Regions from separate parts of the Homo sapiens genome. Here region 2 is linked to region 1. The links are chromatin contacts, found by Hi-C or POLR2A ChIA-PET in ENCODE. All regions are on one chromosome and are shown on one strand. Each heading gives the region's core, a stretch centred on a gene start or an enhancer-like site at or near the end of the contact. The rest is flanking DNA. Distances are from core to core; before and after follow the strand shown.

Region 1 (5,136 bases), core at 1,322-3,821:
CATCAACCACAAAATTGTATAAAATAAGTTAAAGGCCATTCTTTTTATTATTATTATTATTATACTTTAAGTTCTAGGGTACATGTGCACAACGTGCAGGTTTGTTACATATGTATACATGTGTAAAGGCCATTCTTAAATCCTCCAATTTACAAACCCTTTTCTACTTTACTGTTAATAGTTTGGTGCAAATCTTTTTCTTTTTCTTTTCTTTTTTTTTTTTGGACACAGAGTCTCGCTCTGTCGCCAGGCTGGAGTGCAGTGGCATGGTCTTGGCTCACTGCAACCTCCACCTCCTGGGTTCAAGCGATTCTCCTGCCTCAGCCTCCCAAGTAGCTGGGATTACAGGCATGTGCCACCATGCCCGGATAATTTTTGTATTTTTTAGTAGAGATGGGGTTTCACCATGTTGGCCAGGCTGGTCTGGAACTCCTGACCTCGTGATCCGCCCGCCTTGGCCTCCCAAAGTGCTGGGATTACAGGCATGAGCCACCATGCCCGGCTGGTGCAAATCTTTTTCAACATCTTCTTTTATTTAAAGAAGTATCACTCTTTTCTCTTTCTCTGCATCTGTTCCTAAATAAACCCGTTATTAAATAAAAATGGTGCCGTATATGCATGCATGTTTTCAAATTACTTTTTTTCATTATATCTATCACAGAGGTCTTTCTAGGTTAATATTTACACTCATATCAAATCCATCTAATTCATTTTAGTTGTTGTATAGTGTTCTTTTGTTTGGCTAGATCATAATTTGTATAGAAATTTCTTTTTTATTTTGTAGAGAAGTGGGGTCTCACTATCTCAAACTCCTGGACTCAAGTGATCAACCCCTCAGCCTCCCAAGGTGCTGGGATTGCAGGTGTGAGCCACCACATCTAGCCTCAATGTGTGTAGAAATTTATACATTGATATACCTTTCTTGGTAGCTTAATTCTAAAAAGTGGATTGCCCTGTGTTGTGGGCTGACTACTCCCCAAAGATATCCATACACTAAGCTTTAGAATCTGTGAATGTTACCTTATATGGCAAAAGGTATTTTGAAGATGTGATTATTAACTTAATCACCTCTACTGAATATTGAAATAGTAAGATTATCCTGGATTACCTGGGTGGGTCCTAAATGTCATCACAAGGCTATGTGATGGCAGAAGCTGAACAAAGCAGTGTCAGACAGACCAAAGATGCTACATCGTTGGCTTTGAAAAAGCAGGAAGGTGGCACAAGCTAAGAAATATAAGTGGCTTCTAGAAGCTTGAAAAAGCAAGGTAATAGATTCTCCCCTGGAGCCTCCAGAAGAAAATAGTCCTTCTGGTACTTTGATTTTAGCCCTACAATACTCATTTTGGATTTTTGGCCTCCAGAACTGTAAGAGATACATTTGTGCTGGTTTAGTTAACCGAGCTTGTGGTACTCCAATGTGACTTTATCTGAACTTTATTACATCTGCAAAGACCCGATTTCCAAATAAGGTCATATTCATAAGTATGAGGGTTAGGACTTGAACATAAATTTTTGAGGGACACAATTCAATTCACACACCCATTTTCAAAAAGTCAATTCGATCTGTGAGTGGTTTTAAAATTTGATTTCTGTGAACCTACCATTTAATTCTGGAATTGTTACTGCCTCATTCCAAAGACAAAATTCTTCCTCCATTTGAGATTTTAGGAAGTCCTAGAAGAAATAGCTGAGCATGGGTGGATATTTTGGAAATAATCCTCATGGTATGGAGCAGAGAACGTCCCCAGTTATACATATGTAGCACATTATTTTATAAAGTTAGTATTTGAGCAAAACTAAACAATATATTTTTACACACACATATGCAGAATATGTGTATGTGATTTACGTATGACTATGCCCTAAAGAAAAGCAGCAAAGTGAGGGGACGTGGACGGCAGGGATGGCACATGCAGAAGCACGCAAGATTCCGCGGTGTGGAGGGTTCGTGGGTGCGTATAATTATCTTCCATTATTTACATGTGTACTTTATGCGTTCGTTAGCTATATTTTTGTATGTTTTAATATGCAACAAAACGGCGTATGAGTTACGCTTTAATGTAAAATTGTCTACATAACACAAAATTTAAAAGAAATGGCATACGGATAGTAGAAAACATGCTTTGAGGAAAAAGCGTCATGTACTAAGTCCAGAAATCGACATTGCAAAGAGGCACCAACTGTTTTCATCAAGCTGACTTTTCCAGGTGCTACTCAGAAAAGCTGACCGATGATAGAGCACTGGGTCAACTCACGCTAATTATGAAACCGTGAGTAAAATAATCTGTGCTTCTATGTAACTTAAGTACCCACAAATCAGGAAGCATTCCCGGATGAAAAGCATTCACAGAACCATACGCTGGTTCGCCACCTTCCCGGTGCAAAAACCCTTTCCTCGGAAATTCTCAGCGCAAAGACTTTGCCCTATTCCAAAATGGCTCCGGCGCCTACAACTTAAGCATAGCGCAGGTCCGGAAGTTACGCAACCCCATAAGGTAGCACGCCGTTACCCGTGGGGAGCGTTTCCGCCATTTTTGAAAATTAATTGGGAAGGTACTGGTTTTAAGTGTAGTTGCCGACGCAATGGCAGCCTTTGCAGTGGAACCTCAGGGGCCCGCGTTAGGTGAGTGAAATATTGCTTTTCCTTGCTGGCACTGCCATCCATGCTCTGGGCCTGGAGGCGGGCAAGACTGAAAGGCAGTCGTCAGGCTCTCGTCTGCTGGTTTCAGTCGCGGAGAGGGAATCCTTGGGTGCCCCCAAGTTCATAGTCGGTCCCCTACTCGACGCGTCGCCTCCATACTGCTACAAAGGTGGCGCCGGGAAGCTGAGGGCCCTGGGAGGGTGAAGAAAAGGCCGTCTGGCGGTGACTGAGCTGTGTTTGTGCCCCCACACGCCAGCCACGTTAGACTGGCCCATACCTTAACCTCCTTCTGATACCCGAGACGCGATGCTGGTTGCTGGATTCCCAGCTGGTTGCTGGTCCCCAGAAGCATCCCTGGGAGGAACTGACCGCGGTACACGTGGGTGGGCGGTGCCCTGAAGTGTGTGGGTGCAGTCCACTGCTTCTTGATCACCGGTGCTTCCAGTTCCTGTTTTGACTCCTCTCTCCCGGGCTTTGCCAAAGGAATCTTGTTATTAATGGAAGCTTGAATCGTGCAACATTTAATCAACCGTGTGGTTGGTAATCATTGAGATATTGACCTTAACAGCAAGCTAGGAGTTCGCACGATATTTCCCGCCTTTATTTGGGGAAAGTGACTCTTAAGTATTGTAGGAGGTATTTTTCTCTAGTAAGTCACGATCTGAATTTTTTTAAAGATTCATTCCCATTATTCATTGCGGAGCCTCGTTGAAATATGTCGTCTTTGAAAAAAATCTACCACTTTAACAGCACGCGGATTTCTTTTTTTCCTGCTGAGTTTTGCGACTTGTGAGAATCGTCGAAAATTTTAGAACGGAAAATAAACCGTCTTACTGTCATAGAGACTTACCTGAAAAGTTAGGTTATAACTTTCTGAGCTTGGAAAAGAGAGCAAATGTAATATATATGGTGTGGAAAGAGTCTTTAGATTTGAAGGGTATGTAATGCTTGCCATGTTTGGTGTAAAATAAGTTCTTTTTGAGAATAGAGTAACTTGAACTACTTTAGTCTGTCATAAAAAAACTAAATGCATAATGTCAATAATGCAGATACTCTGCATTAAAATTTATATATAGATGTCGTCTTGGTATTTATTTTTAATGTATTTTAGAGATCAAAAACTCTTCATTTCCAGTTCCAAATTTTTCTATTCAACAAAAACATTTTGGAGTGCATATTTATTGGGGTTACAAATGTGAGTAAACCAATCCCTGTATATTGCCTTGCCAGAAATCTGACATTAGCCAGTATTAATGTTTAAGTCCACATTTTGCAGATATTCCAGGTGCCCACTGGTGTAGTAAAACTAAGGGTTGACTTCAACAAACTGCTAGCTGAGTACGTATCTTTTGGGAGCACAGAATATGAAATGGAATTGAGGACATGCAGCATCTTTTCCTTAAGTTTGCTTTAAGTGAAATTTAGCCTGAGGGGTGGTTGGTGACAGTCCTGATTAAGAGCCCATTGTGCCCTCCTTCCTGTCTGGTGCTTTCTTTTTTCTTTTCCTTCCTTCTTCCCTCTCTCCCTCCCTCCCTTCCTCTTTTTTGACACAGCCGTGTCACCTGGGCTGGAGTGCAGTCGTGCAGTCTCAGCTCACTGCAACCTCCCCCTCCGGGCTCAAGCAATCCTCCCACCTCAGCCTCCCAGGGGCTGGGACCACAGTGTGCCGCCACTCCCAGCTACTTATTGTATTTTTGGTAGAGACAAGGTTTCGCCATTTTGTCCAGACTGGTCTCGAACTGAGCTCGAGCGATCCACCTGCCTCGGCCTCCCAAAATCCTGGGATTAGAGGCTTGCGCCTTCTACTGTGTCTGTATGTATCCAGATACATCAGAACTTTTCTTAAGCCAATTCTTACTTTATTTTGCTATAATTTTTTTTTCTTTTAGGGAGGGGGAGTGAATGTAGTGAATGTTACCAAAAACTTTGCGTTTAATATGGTATTCTGAATATCTGTTAAGAATATGCTTTTGTTTAGACTTTTGGTTTGATTTTAGTGGATCTTCTTACGAAATATTTCTACAGTGCCATGTAACATAGTAACTAGCACTTTATAAAATAATTACAATGTAATTAGAGTTTTTCACACCTTGTTTTAGCATTTGCTTTATCCATTTATTGAATTTGTTTTTTTTTTTGTCTTTTATACACTTGTATTGTTAATATCTAGGCCTAATATAATGGGAAATAAGAGGAAGACTAAATAGTTGGCAGCTTTCGGATATTAAGAAACAGATTGTTAAGGCCATCTAGAAGTTAAGTAATAGTTAATAAAAAACCATACAAATAACATAGCAAACATTTGACCCTTCTGAGTGCAATGAGTCACACTCAGGCTTGTCACCTAGTTGAAAATTATTTTCATAAGCAGAGATTGCAAATTCTACATTTATACTTTACTCAGTTTTTGCTATTATAAAATATTTGTAGAAAATAATAATTCGTATTTATTGAGCACCTGTGTATCAGGTACCAGGTCAAGCTATACTTGC
Region 2 (5,634 bases), core at 2,946-5,445, 170 kb before region 1:
ATTCCCCCCAAAACACAAAACACTGTATATACTAACTCCAAAAAGACTAAGATGCTATTAGAGATATCACAATGTTCTGCTGAGGAGAGTGTGAACTACAATATTTTCAGAGGGATATTTGGTAATATCAAAAAAAATTAATGTTCATATTCTTTGATCCACTTTTAGAAATGTTTCCTATCAAAATGCTCAAACATGCTGGTGAGGTTGCAGAGAAAAAGAAATGCTTTATGCACTGCTGATGGGAATGTAAATTAGTCCAGCCACTGTGAAAAGCAGTTTGCAGATTTCTCAAAGAACTTAAAACAGAATTACTACTCAACCCAGCAATCTCATTACTGGGTATATACCCAAAGGAATATAAATCATTCTAACATAAAGACCCATGCATGTGTATGTTCACTGAAGCACTATTCACAACAACAACAAAAAGACATGGAATCAACCTAAATGCCCATCGACAATAGACTCAATAAAGAAAATGTGGTACATATATATCATGAACTACTACACAGTCATAAATAAGAATGAGATCATGTCCTTTGCAGCAACATGGATAGAGCTGGAGACCATTATCCTAAGGGAATTAACACAGAAAGAGAAAACCAAACACCTCACATTTTCACTTAAAAATGGGAGCTAAACATCAAGTACACATAGATAGTGCAGTGGCTCACGCCTGTAATCTCAGCATTTTGGGAGGCTGAGGTGGGTGGATCACGAGGTCAGGAGATCGAGACCATCCTGGCTAACACGGTGAAACCCCGTCTCTACTAAAAAATACAAAAAATTAGCCAGGCGTGGCGGTCGGCGCCTGTAGTCCCAACTACTCAGGAGGCTGAGCCAGGAGAATGGCGTGAACCTGGGAGGCAGAGCTTGCAGTGAGCCGAGATCACGCCACTGCACTCCTAGCCTGGGCGACAGAGCGAGACTCTGTTTACAAAAAAAAAAGGAGCGACACACACCAGGGCCTACTTGAAGGTAGAGGGTGGGAGGAGGTTAAGGGTCAAAACACTACCTATTGGGTACTTATGCTTACTACCTAGGTGACAAAATAATCTGTGTGCCAAACCCATGACATGTCATTCGCCCATATAACAAACCTGCACATGCACCCCTGAACGTAAAATAGAAGTTGGAAAGAAAAAAAAAATGCTCAAACAAGTATGTAAACTATGTAGAAGTGCTGATTAAATGTAGAGAATTTTAAATGTCTAAAACTGCTCCTTTCAGAAATCCACTCAAGTCAGAGGTAAAAAAATAAAGGCATAAACCTACCAAAAAAAAAAAAAAGGAAACAGCAGAAAAAACAAGATCAAAGGAGAAAAGTCAACAAATTCCTGGAAGATGGAAACTAGAGCAAAGAATAAGGAGAGGTGAGAAATTTGATTAGCAAGTTCTTATAATGGAGATAAAATGCAGAAGCAAGTTAAATCACACCTCAAGAGGGAGGAAAGGAGGAAGGGATCAGAAATTGAAGGCAATGGCACAGAAAGGAAGGCTTGAGGCTGAAAACAAGACAATAATTTAATCATGGCAGCCTGCCAGATATATAAAACCTCCTACCTCCACCCTGCACTAATCTCCAAAAGACTTCCACTCTCCAGCTGAAGGTCATGTGCTTGATGAATTATTTGCAGGAATCATCTGAAGCCTAGGATGAGGATATCTTTCTCCAGAGAAGATCTGTGTTAGCTTCTGCTAAGTACATTGGGGCACTACCAACCTAGGACCACATTAATCCAGGTCCAAGGATTGAGATGCCTTAGATAAAGCATATAACATAAACAGGGCTGCAAATCCTGGGGAGGGGTGACTCATTTCCAGTTCACCCCTACCCCGAAGTTAGACAGTGTCTATGTAAAGAGGGCTGGGGAGAAATTATGCAGACTTCCTTCCCATGCCCTACTTTGAGAAGGCTTTACTCTAGGTTTTTGACTACTGACACCCTTGTTCCACAAGGCCACCAGAATTCAGCTTAGTTTTACAAATGTTACTTCTGCTTCAGTACACATGCCTGGGTGAAAAGTGGCTTCCAAAGCTGGGCTTATGTCTCTGATTTCCCAGGTTCTCCTTGGCGTCAGCCTAGAAATACTTCACTATCTTTTTAGTTCTTCTTTAAAGAAGATTATTTTATAGAGATATATATATATCTCCAGCTTTTTAAGTTGTTCTTTGGAAATAAGGAGGTCTGAATTACCTACCAATACTGGAAGCAAAAATCTGTAAGTTCTTTTGTTCCTATAATTTCAAAAATTAGGTTATTCTAAGGAAATTTTATAGGACGCTAAAAAAATTAGAATCATCACTGACAGAATAACTTTTAGAGATTTATTTCAATGAGACAGACTAGTATACAACACACTGAATTTATCTATATGAAACATCATTATGATCTGTAGGATTTCTTATGTAATAAAATATAAGAATACGTATGAAGTATGCCTCAGTACACAGAGGCTGAGAAAACAAAGTCACAAATAAACACCTTCTCAAGTTCTTAATAATACACAAGTAGTTGAATACTAAACAATCTGGATTATTAGGAGAGAACTCAAACAAAATCACTATAAAACATTATACAATTCCAGAAAATGGAATCCTTACAATTAACCTTGTTTTGAAGAACTAAATGATGAAGGCACAATATTAAAAATATAAATATTTCATAGGAAGCCTTCTGAAAAACATAATCCTTAAATAAGTCAGGATTTAGTATTTGAGAAGCAAAAAAGTAAAAACAAATACCAAAAAATATTACTACAATATTAAATCATTAATAAAATATGGAAGTTATTATGAAGGTAAAATGAAAAGTCAAGTAAGAAAAGAATCACATAGGAGATTACTAGAAAGCTAACATCAAAAGTTTTCAAGAAAAAATGTTTTAACATCCTTAACCATCTTGGTTAAGGATATTTAAAAAGTCAACATTGTTTACAGTCGTTCCGCATTCCCCTAACTTTAAATTTTAATATCTGAGCGAGAATACAGCCACTCCAAAATATAAGAGAGAAATGTTAAAACATAAGCACCTTCCATTTCTTCTCAAGAATGAGAATATATTTGATAACATTCATACTTACAGACAAGGCTAAAATAGTTAAGTTTATAAAATAATTGTTAAAAGACTAGGATAAAATCTGTACTCAAAAAAAGACCCTAGAATAATGGACAATACCTAACAAGATAAACTCTACTAAGAAAAACTACAAAGCATACACTCAGGTCTAAAAATTTCACAAAATATAAGATGTGGAAAGCCATGGTTTAAGGTTAGCATAAGTGAAAAAAAGAGACAATTCATCTGATTGCAAGTTGATTGTGAAAACAGTATGGCATAGCTACCAAATGTGTTCATGCTATCTTAAACTGTGTCAGTAAGTACAGTATCCAGAATAGATAAATGTACTCTCACTCATCACACCTTATCTGAAACTCATTCTTGGTTCAGGGCACTATTCTCTAAGAGTGACAACAAAAAAAACAGAGTTTGTACAGAGGAAGGAGTGAGAAAGATGGCAAAGAGACTGAATATGAATATATTCCACACGAGGAAGAGAAAGATGATACATGAAGGGAAGCAGTTTTTAAATACGTGAAGAGTGATCTCGTCAAAGGCAATCCCTGCCTCTTGATGTAAGAATAAGGACCAATAAAAAATTACTACTTAGATACTAAATCAACATAAACTAGAGATGTACAGTAATTGATAAGATGGCCTCATTTTCAAAAAGACTAGCTAATACATCTAGAAAAATGCAACATGTGCTCCTTCATCAGATAGGAGTAGGTTAGATGACTACTGAGATCCCTCTCAGCTCTACAGGCAGTGTAGCATGGTACTAGCATAATCTGTGGTGCTAGACAGACTGAGTTCAAATTTCAGTTTCACCACTGACTAAAATGTGAGCGTGCGTAAGTTATTTAATCCTTCTTGGCCTCACTTTCCTAATTTGTAAAATAAGGAAAACACCTCTTTTAAAGATGTAAAGGAGTTAATAAGATAAGTGAAGATCTTAGAAAAGTCCTTGAATAAAACAGAGTTAAGAAAGCTGGGGCCAGGCACAGTGGCTCGTGCCTGTAATCCCAGCACTTTAAGAGGCTGAGGTGGGTGGACCATTTGAGCCCAGGAGTTAGAGACCAGCTTGGGCAATATGGCGAAACCCTGTCTCTACAAAAAATTAGCCGTACTTGCTGGCACATGCCTGTAGTCCCAGCTACTCAGGAGGCTGAGGTGACAGAATCGCCTGAGCCCAGGGGGGCCAAGCTGGCAGTGAGTCATGATCACACCACTGCACTCCAGCCTGGGTGACACAGCAAGACTCTGTCTCCAACAAATAAACAAACAAAGCTAGCTATTTTTATTTTTGCATCCAACAAATATTTACTAAGTGCCTAATATGTGTTAGGTCTGCAGCAAGGTTTTAACAGAGTTTAGAACTGCATTTATACTCTAGTGAGAGTGACATGAACAAATACACTGCATGAGAGGTCACAATTAAGATACACATACAGCTGAATGAAGAGAATAAAAAGTGATGTTTGCTATTTTAGAAAGCTTGGTCAGGAAGGACATTCTGATACGGTGACATATGAAAAATACATGAATGTCACGAACAGGCAAGTTATGACCATGTCTTAGTGAAGGGTAGTTTGAAATGACACAACAGCAATCAGGCCAGCCATGCTAGAAAAGTGAAGGAGGAAGGAAAAGCAGAAGGCCAGATCCTTGCAGTATTAAGGAACTGTTCATATAAATGAATTCAGAGAGACTCAAAATAGGCTAATTTTTATTACCATACCATGATACTGTATCCATCAAATTAAATAACAAAAAAGCAAAAAATAATACAGATAATTCTAGAAGTGCCTAGTTTATTCAGTCTGAAATAAAAAATAGCTGGCTAAAGTAAAATTTCAGAGCCATAATTCTTCTATTATCTCATACTGAAGGAACACAAGAAAAAAAATTGGAGATGAGAAATTTCTTATTTGAGAACAGTAGGATAGAAAAAAATTATGTATTTACAGCAGAATTAGTCTAATAAATAAGAATGATACTGCTTGTAAAGAACCAAGACCAGCATTTCAATGTTTGTATATTTACAACCATATAAAGTTTATAAACTTTATATTTTAAGCCATCTAAAAGTTGACTTTTATACAATAATTGCAGAAAACTTTAAAAATAACAATGAGAGGATAATGATACAATGAATACTAAAATAACAGACATTATGCTGAGTACCTAAAAGCTTGACATGCATGATCTCATAAAATTCTCTCAAAGTACAAGCTTAAACATTTGTCCGAAATCAAAGCTTGTAAGTGACAGGTCTGAAATTCAGGAAAGTCTAACTTGAAAGCTTGAGTTTTTTCTTTTTTTTGAGACAGAGTCTCACTCTGTCATGCAGGCTTGAGTGCAGTGGTGTGATCTCAGCTTACTGCAACCTCCGCCTCCCGGGTTCAAGTGATTCTCCTGCCTCAGCCTCCCTAGTAGCTGGGATTACAAGTGCCCACCACCACACCCAGCTAATTTTTGTATTTTCAGTAGAGGGGGGATTTCACCATGTTGGCCAGGCTGGTCTTGAACTCCTAACTTCAGGCAATCCCCCACCTCGGCCTCCCAAA

What was found. A loop is a pair of places that touch in the nucleus more often than their neighbours do. ChIA-PET counts read pairs that join two places held with the same protein, here RNA polymerase II (POLR2A). Pooled maps may share reads with other maps.
Region 2: a pooled map shows a loop between it and region 1 (3-fold over the local background). The contact joins the enhancer-like site here to the promoter of NUP35 in region 1. A Hi-C loop is called at or near these places in 2 of 50 pooled maps. POLR2A ChIA-PET finds 5 or more read pairs at or near these places in 3 of 52 experiments (CD8-positive, alpha-beta T cell, endothelial cell of umbilical vein and naive thymus-derived CD4-positive, alpha-beta T cell).

Annotation. Positions count from the first base shown.
Region 1 is chr2:183,121,872-183,127,007 of GRCh38, forward strand. It overlaps NUP35 (nucleoporin 35), which reads left to right and starts at 2,572. Exons shown (of 9, transcript NM_138285.5): 1 at 2,572-2,626. The coding sequence starts at 2,587. LOC124907917 (a long non-coding RNA gene) reads right to left here and starts at 3,086. Exons shown (of 2, transcript XR_007087331.1): 1 at 2,922-3,086; 2 at 2,046-2,836. RefSeq lists an enhancer at 2,622-3,390.
Region 2 is chr2:182,945,461-182,951,094 of GRCh38, forward strand. All of the region lies in intron 23 of NCKAP1 (NCK associated protein 1), which reads right to left. Among named protein-coding and RNA genes, the nearest start is that of FRZB, 82 kb to the left of the region's middle. RefSeq lists an enhancer at 4,143-4,642. Within about 2 kb of position 4,196, at least 8 of the 41 ENCODE cell types and tissues checked have a DNase peak (open chromatin) inside an H3K27ac peak, as active enhancers do.